2 separate regions of the Mus musculus genome follow, and region 2 is linked to region 1. A link is a loop called in an ENCODE intact Hi-C map of the cell type or tissue named here. Cell type or tissue: left cerebral cortex. All regions are shown on one strand. Links, peaks and the distances in the headings refer to the core of each region. The heading gives the core; the rest is flanking DNA. Region 1 has its middle 9.9 kb from the start of Gm40434. Region 2 has its middle 14 kb from the start of Gm46353.

Evidence for each region. A loop is a pair of places that touch in the nucleus more often than their neighbours do. Peaks named below come from ENCODE experiments on the same cell type or tissue, not always from the same donor. Only the 100,000 strongest peaks of a DNase experiment are listed, where the experiment ranks them.
Region 2: it touches region 1 in a loop (2.4-fold over the local background); 2 of 42 quality-filtered maps call a loop at or near these places.

What each region holds. Positions count from the first base shown.
Region 1 is chr12:69,449,744-69,454,129 of GRCm38, forward strand. No RefSeq gene overlaps it. Among named protein-coding and RNA genes, the nearest start is that of Gm40434, 9.9 kb to the right of the region's middle. In left cerebral cortex, for the core only: no CTCF peak of the experiment used is centred there; no DNase peak of the experiment used is centred there.
Region 2 is chr12:69,534,984-69,539,369 of GRCm38, forward strand. No RefSeq gene overlaps it. Among named protein-coding and RNA genes, the nearest start is that of Gm46353, 14 kb to the right of the region's middle. In left cerebral cortex, for the core only: a CTCF peak has its summit at 2,510; DNase peaks (open chromatin) are centred at 2,516, 3,179 and 3,700; H3K27ac peaks cover 1,794 bases.

The DNA.
Region 1 (4,386 bases), core at 289-4,288:
CCTTCTGTCTTGCAATTCTTACATTCCCAGGTCTGGTTACATTAGGGCAGAGCCAGCAGCCAGCAGCCCTCATCCTCAGGCTGCTGGTGTTGAATGTGAGGTTGCCCAGCTCTGACTGCGGGGAGTCCTTTCCAAAGCTGAGTGAGGACAAATCAATAACTGGCTGCACGGCTCTCCATAACACACAGGAAGATGTGACATACATCGTGGGAGAAAAACAAAAAAATCATTGATGGAAAAATTGATCTTACTAGGGAGATTCATCTGTGCTGACATTTGAAATGGACCTGAAACATGGGCTGAATATTGACATTGAAAAAAGGGTGTCAGGCTGGAGAGATGGCTCAGTAGTTAAGAGCACTGGTTGCTCTTCCAGAAGTCCTGAGTTCATTTCCCAGCAACCACATGGCGGCTCATTAATGTCTGCAACTCCAGTTCCAGGGAATGTGACGCCCTCAAACACTAATGCACCTAAAATAAAAATAAATAATTTAAAAAAGGGTGTCACTGGTATTTTTATGGTATGGTGTGTGTGTACACATGTGCACATACATGCGGAGAAGTCAGGCTCCTCTTCAGTCACTCTAGACCTTATTTTCGAAACAGTTTCTCTCACCGAGCCTGGCTCACACTGATTTGGCTAGACTGGCTGGCTTTCTGTCTCCCAAGAAGTGCCATCTCTGCCCTTTCCGAGCTGGCGTGACATTGAAATGAATGTTGGAGATCGGAATGCAGGTCCTTCTGTTTGTACAACAAATCTTTAACAATTGAACCATCTCCCCAGCCTCTGTGTTACGGTGGTATTTCTAGTTCCGGTTGCGTCTATATCTAACCAGTCCTGGCACTTTTGCAGGGCTGGTCTTAGCTGGCTCTCCCGCTCACTGGAACGTCCTGACTATATTTCAGCAGGCGAGCTTTCACCTACTTACAGCTTATGTAGCCTACCTGGGCTATAAGGTAGGCAGTGGCCCTGTCTGGCCAATAAGAAAAACATAATTGCACAGTGATTGGTAATTGATTCTTGGGTAAGCTTGTGCTTCAGTTTGGACTAGTTTGGGAGGCCTTTTTTTTTTTTTCTTTTTTATTCTTTTTTAATTAATGAATTTACTTTAAAAAGAAGAAGAAGAAGAAGTATATGGGGCAGGGCCTCTTCTTTCTGCTGGGCTCTCATCCTGAGGCTTCCTGGGACCTGTCCACAGAGCAACATGTCTAGGAGTACAGCTATCCTTCTATCCTTCATTTGAGCAATCGGAGCCATCAGAAGTGAAACTCTACTTTGAACACTTTAGGAGTGTGAGCCAGTGAGCTCACTTTTAAAGTCATCTTGCACTCTTCCCTAGCAAGGAAAAAAAATCGTACAGAAGTCTTCACTCATTTCCTTTAAGAAGCAGCTGTGGTAGGGGAAGCTGCAGCTATAAAGGGCGTTCCTAAGCTTTTCCACTAGCTGCCTTCCAGGCGAGCTTTTTAGCCCATGGCAACAAAGACCTTCGGACTTGACTCTTAAACTCTCCGGTCTGAGATTTTTTAAAACCATGGCTGACGTCTATGTACTGTGTACTTTTCCATGAATCAGAGAAGAAATATGCAGCCCTGGAGCCACAGAGCATCCAAACTGCCAATCTGTCCTTTGTGCCTCTCCAAGTCTTGTTTTCCATGTGTCACATGACAGCTGGATTTATTAACGGTTGGGTCAATAGATTATCAAGAAAAGATCTATTAACCAAGAAGTAAATTCATTTGTGAAAGAATTACACAGAGGCAGAAGTGTGTCTCTACAGTGTGTCTTCTGCTCCTCTAGGAAAACTCCTGGCTAAAGGCTGCTTCCGAAACTGTAAGAACATCATATCTTTCCCTGTGTGCTGCTATGTATGCCTCTGTTACTAAGAAGGTTTGCCCACGGTCTCTCTGAAGTTCAAACAGCTAGTCAAGGGAGTTTCTGACCCTATTTTAGAGGTGGACAATGAGGTAGACACTGATAGTCAGTATTCATCTATTTTCTCCTTGGTCCCCACAGTCAGACAGACAGATGCAGGTACGGAGTGTTTCCAGGTCAAACTTGAGGCTCTCCTAGGTGTTTGCTCTGGACTCTGCTTAGCTGTGGATGTCCTTGTAATATGGTTCTGGCTATTGTAAAGTGTGGAAATCTTCTGAGGAGTCCTGGAAAGCGGTGCTTTCTAGATATGAAACCTGGCATTTGTGGCTTCTTCCTATCTGGGACATGCGTGTGAGGCTAGCGACAAAGACACCATGTTGTAGCCTTGAGGTAACCACAAAGAAGAAAGACACATGTGAAGGATAGTGGGGCAGGAAAAAACAAAACAAAACCCAAAACAGAAACGATTGAGCAGCTAGCTAATTAATCCAGTAGGGGCAGGGTTCTGTTAGACAACCAAATGTGACCCCCAACTGATTCTGAGAACCTGGGCTGGAAGTTGAGGGTCTTGCTCACACTTCCACCAGAAGTGAGTCTTGGTGTTGCAGAAGATGCAGAATACACCCAGAGAGCACATCCCAGTTTGGTGTTGGGGAGACAGCTGCATGAAGAAACGTTCACAGCATCCTTGAGGTTGTCGTGGGAAGCTGTGGGAGCGACAAGAGGCAAAGCAGAAGTGGAGATGAAGTTGGGTGGACAGAAAGGAAAGCTGAGAAAGGAGATTCTAGCTGGACAAGAGGAGTGGAGAGAGGTAGCATGGAGGAGCCGGGGCCTACAAGCCGGCATGGTGGGGACATGGAGCAGAAGGCAGGCAGGCATGTGAAGGCGGCTGCAGAGACGGCTCATTCAGCCATCGCTACAGAATTAGCCGCCGTCAAAACCAAGTGGCTTAACTCCAGTTAATATCACTTCCCAGAATTCTACAGTTTGAGTTGGATGCAGCTGGATGGTTCTGCTTATAGAGTGTCAGTTGGGGTCTCAACACTCACAAACAAAACAACAAAACAAAACAAAATAAAAAAGACTTCTTTACTTGGCTATCTGGTGCCTCCATTCGACTGCCTAGGCCTCCCTCTCTCCCTTTAGCTTGGGTTTCTGCGTAGCATGGTGACCTCCATATGGTTGGACTTCTTTCCACGTGCAGGCTTCCAGGTGAGAGTCGAAGGTATTGCCAGTGCACTAAATGTGTGGACCCAGAAGTACCAGAGCATTGTTTCATTGTAAGCTCCATCTTAAAAGCATTTTGTTGCTCAAAGCACATCTCAAGGCCTGCCTGGTTAATGCAGAAAGTATCTTCTACTTCTGGTGGGAGAGAGGTGGGTTAGCAGTGGACTTCTTAGACTACCTGTGCAGCGGCCAGGAAGGGCAAAGATGAAGGATGACCAGTCTGTTTCTCTGGGAGGTTGATCTATCTGTGCGTCATACCCTGAGTTTCTGCTTCATGGCTGAAATTGGAGAGGAGAGTTCCTTTCAGACCCCTGACTCATCATAAGGAGCTCAGAGCAGAGTGGCTGGGTAAGGACCGGGCTTTGGACCGCCTTTCATCTCCATGTGAGATGGATTAAGCACAAAGCTGTACACGTGTCATGGAGATGCCTGAACTGAGCCTCAGAGTCTTCTCCGGGAGTCCACAGAGATGAGGGGAACTGAGCCGGGTGCTAGTTGGAGACAGGGTCAGAGCTAAGGCTGCGGCGACCTCGGTGAATCACTGAATCCTGACTAAACCGAGAGACCAGCCAAAGAATCCTCTAACACCTGCAGAAAGGATGAGCAAGAGAGAAGGGGGATGCAGCATCAACTCCAGATTCTCATCTCCTAACTCTCCCAACTCTCACCACAGAGTGCACCCCTCCCACCCAAGAAATAATCAGCTGTCGTCTTCTAGAGGTGGGCAGTACACAGCAGATAGCCTAAGGAGCTGAAACTGTCTCAAGGGCTGAGAATACCTCCACCTCCCCCCAGGGGCTGAAAACACGCCCGGGGCAGGGGTGGGATGGGGGAGTCGGTTGAGAAAACTACTAAGGAAGCTGAGAACATCCTTGAAAGGCTGAGAACATTCCTGGGAGGGATGAGGATATTTGTGAGGAGCTGAGAACACTCTCAAGAGGCTAAGAACACTCCAGAAGGGCTGAGGATACTCCTGGCGGGGAAAGAACACATCTGAAGGGGTTGAGGATACTGGTGGAAGATTGGTAACACTCTCAAAGAGGCCGGGAACACTTTTGAGGGTCTGAGGGGAATGATCTCAGGGGTCTCCTCATGGTATTGCCTACCCTGTACTAAGATTTACCCAGCAAGAGAGACCAAAGGAAGGTCAGATACGTTATAATGGTTAGTGGTCTGGGAGATAAGCTGAGAGGGCTTAGTGAATTACAAGCTGGGCAGTGTGGACAAGGTTTCTAGGTGATGGGATGGGTGTGAGATCCCCCTAGCCCCACAGCTCAGTAGATAAG
Region 2 (4,386 bases), core at 113-4,112, 85 kb after region 1:
GGTTTCTCATGGTTAAGTGGGCTCTCATAGTATTCTGTAGTGGGACTATACTACTGCATGCTGGGGACAGAGCGCCCACACTGCTTAGTCAGGAGAGTCCTGACTCAATGGCAGATGTGGAGGCCTGGATGCCACCAGCTATGTGGCCCAAATGCTGTGTTCTCTCAGGACTTGAATGTTGAAGACCTAATGAGATTGGAGCAGAGCCTTTGCAAGGTGAGGTTATGAGGGTGTGGTGCGTGACTGATGGGACTCAGTCCCTTGTAAGAAGAGACATGAGAAAGTCCCCACCTCCCACCATGTGGGGACACAGAAGGAAGGCAGCCACCTGCAAGCCAGGAAGAGAGATTTTGGAAGGAACTGAATTGTCTGGCACCTAGATCTCGCACTTCCCAGACCCTAAAACTGCCAGAAATAATTGTCTGTTGGTCAAGCCATCCAGTCTGTGGTGTTTATCCTGGCAGCCCAAACCTGGAAAGTGTTGTGGTAGTAGAGAGGTGGGGACATACAGGATCTCAGGGAATTGGCTGGCCACTAACTGGTTCTGAAGTGTTCATTATTGTGACGATTATTACAAATCTATTGTGGTAGCCACACTATGTATGCTGCTTACCTTCTAGAGGAGAAAGGTGTGGTGGTTTGTATATGCTTGGCCCAGAGAGTGGCACCATTAGGAGGTGTGACCTTGCTGAAAGAAGTGTGTTACTGTGAGCATGGACTTTAAGACCCTCATCCTAGCTGCCCAGAAGCCAATCTTCTCCTAGCGGCCTTCAGTTGAAGATGTAGAACTCTCAGCTCTGCCTTCACCATGCCTACCTGGATGCTGCTATGCTCCCACCTTGATGATATTGGACTGAACCTCTGAACCTATAAGCCAGCTCCAACTAAGTGTTGTCCTTGTAAGAGCTGCCTTGGTCACGGTGTCTCTTCACAGCAGTAAAACCCTAAGACAGAAGGCAAGCAACAGACAGAGCAAGATAGTGTTAGATGGCATTATCTACTGCAGAGAGCAAGGCAGCAGATGAGATGAGAAGCCAGGAGGAGGAGGAAGAGGAAAGAAGGAAGAGGCACAATTCCCCTTACCCCAAACCCCTACCCTACCCCACCCTGCCCTTGAAGCTGCACACAAGGAAACCCCGAACTCTGAACTGAATCACACAGGCACACCTCACTATGTGGGAAGACAGAAATTCGGACCTGTCTGCACCTGAGAAGCACATATTCATCAATGGGGGTGGGGGTGGGGTCTACCACCAAAGGTGAAGGGACTGCAGTCAACTAGCCACAGCAGGGCAACCCCCACAGTGAGATTGTGATGTGGGCGGATAACTTAATAGTGTCCCTTAGGACATGGGTCTCCATGGGTCTCACACCAGTGGGGTCTTATGAGCAAAAAGCCCATGTGCTTTTATAATGGGTTCTCGTCCTGAGAGTATCTATGGAACATGGAGACTGTGTCTCCTGGAGCAAACGCTGGCTTGTTTAGTGTCCAGTATGAAAGGACCCTGTCATTTATGCACAGCAGGGAGACTCCTGTAATCCCTGTACTTGAGAAGTGAAAACAGTTCCTTGGGCAGCAGGAACCCAAGTTCAAAACTAACCTGGGATATAATGAGAGACTCTGTGTGTGTGTGTGTGTGTGTTATACACACACAATTTGTTATGATTTTAATCATGAGGAAAAATAAATGCAGGTTGTGCCACGTGGTACAACGATAACACAATGAGATGCATGCAGCGATCTCAGCACGACCTCCCTCTCTGCTGCAAGTGATTTTTCTACACAGCACGTGGTACTTGGCCAAAGCTACCCTGAATTTCTAGTCTTCCAGCTGGCATTTATAGAAGATAGGAGTGCCTAACCCTGCTGGCACTTGGAAAACAAAATCCCAGGGAAGGGCTCTGATGAACTCAAATGAGGTCCTGTGTTTACCCTAGAATCAGAAAGGGATGGGGGGTGGAGGTCAAGCTATGGTATAACTATGCCTTTCAGAAGGTAAAGAGGGATTTGGGAGCCTCCTGTAACCCAGGACAACAGCAGGGAGAGGCAGTTTTAGCCAGGGAGGGCCAGGTGGTCAGGAGCTGCAGATTCGTGGATGCACCGTTTTCAAACAGAGCGAGTAGGAGGAGGTGAGGCCATTCATTGATGGGAAAGGCAACCCAGCCAGTGTGGGTGTTTGTTTTGAACTTGGTGAATTTAGAATCTTTGGGGACATAATTGTAGAAGAAAGATCACACTGGTCGCTGACACTGGTCGCCGAGGATACAATTCTGCCGGTCAGAAAACCGTGGGCAGACTCAGCTACTGGAGGAAGACCGAGTGTGCCTCCCAAGGTTCCTGGCAAAAACTGTAGAAGGTGCCACCACATTGAGCTGCCTAGCAGCAGAGTCCTCCGGTGTCACCAGGCCACTGGTGAGAGACAGCCTGGCTAATTATGAATGCAATGCGGAGAAGCCAGAGTTAGTAAACCTGCCTGCATCCACATTTCTGTAGAATGCCTGCACTTCCCGTGACTCAGCGAGGGCTCCTCCTGTGGCTTGTTCCAAAGCACACTGGGAGTTGTTGGGCAAATATTTGAACAGCCTTTCGATCTGAAACCCGAGTAGCTGAGCCCTTCAGCTTCAGAGCCTGCAACTCCTTGCTGCCACTAGCTCTTTCTGTCCCTGCTACAGCCAACCCCTGCGGCAGCAGGAACCACTGAGCAACTAATCCCAAACTGGATTTTCCACCAAAAAAAAAATGTCACCAATGATGGAGGAGAGGAAAGATGACCAAAAGTCCAGGGCACCTTGCTCCCACTCAGAGGGCTCGCTTTATCTCTCATGGTCGGGTTACATGCTCATTTCGCGTTCAGCGGGAACTGAGTGTGTGATTAATCTCTTGATCAGGAGTGAGTCAGGCATGGGTGTGAATCCACAAAGTGCTAATTACAAACGTGCTTCCTTCCTGGGAGCCAGTAAGAGAAAGTTAGTAAGGCAAGAGAGAAGTGCTGGGCGGGTCCCTGAGCAGGGACCCAGAAAGACCCCTCCACTCCAGTTCCCCTCCGATCAGGCAGGGCAGAGGCGCTGCGGGTGCGGAATGAGAGACCCTGGCTTCTCTATGAGCTGCACATCTAAAATAAGACTCCACGGGAGACTCTGGGAATTTCCTGTACTTTTTAACTCTCAATGTCCTATTTATAAAGCTTAGTCACTGCAGTTGTTTCGCAGTTACTCCGCGGCGTGTAGAGACAGGTCATAACAGGAAACAGGCTCACAGGAGGCTCTCTCTCAACCGCTGGCTTTGGGGGAATCTGGGTCCGGTCTCCACTTGACAAGCTCAAGGGACTTAACTGGACTGGGTAGCTCTCTAATCTTTCCACTGGCCAGCCACACCCGGCTCTTACATATTCCCGAGGAGGGTCTGGCCTCTTCAAGGGCTTCTTACAGACACTGTGAGGCCCAGCTTCTTGGGAGACCCCCAGGCCCTGGCACAGAGTATGGTCTGAAGGCATCTTTTGCTTCCTGCAGCAAGAACAGACCTGCCCAAGCGTCTCTGCTCGTCCCTGTCTGCATAAAAAGGGCAGGTTCTCCCAGAAGGTTCCAGGCTCCATTGCCTATGTGCAGAAATTGTTAAAAACAATTAAGAGGCAAAGGAGGGGAGAAGAGGGAATGAGCTGAATCCAGCAAAGCTCAGCCAAATGTTTTGCTCCTGTTTCAACCCTGGGCAGAGCCACAAGAGAGAACAAAGCCCTGTTCACTTCCCCATTTCACAGCCACTAAGCTAGCCTCTGAAATCAGGCTCTCTCATCAGGGCTAGTAAACTAACTCCTGTCCCCAGTGTCCCCAGACACTACAGGGCAGAGGTAGCCCCATTTGTTGTTCTTCATGGGGGGCATGGAGTCTTCCCAACCAGAGCCAGCTTACTTCGTAGCTGTAGTTTCTCATAAAGCAAGATGACCAATAGGTGGGCTAAGGCTCTCAACCAACTTTTCTTGGGAGCCGGTACTGGCTTAGCCCTGACTTCTGAGGCTCTGAAGCAAAGAAGGTTTAGATTTGGAGATGTTCCTTGGCTTGAGACATTTTGGGTCACAGTCCCAATAGTGTGGTGGTTTCTGATGGAGCTGGGCCTCTCTTAGCTCTGGGTGTGCAACAGTCAGAACCCAAGATGGTGTCGTGTGCCAGGGTTCCTCCATGTCTTACACTAGAGGTGCAATGGCCCAAGGACTTCTTTGGATGGCATTCCTGGACCGGGGTGGTCTGGTCCATTCTCTGGAATCTCAGGCTCTTTTACCATCTGCTGCCTCTCAAGTCCCCAGGCTGACCACTGACCAAGCCTCCTATTCCGTTCTCTTTCTTCTGGCTTCTTCCTCTCTCTGTTTCTCTGCCTCTTTCCGTTCACAGGCC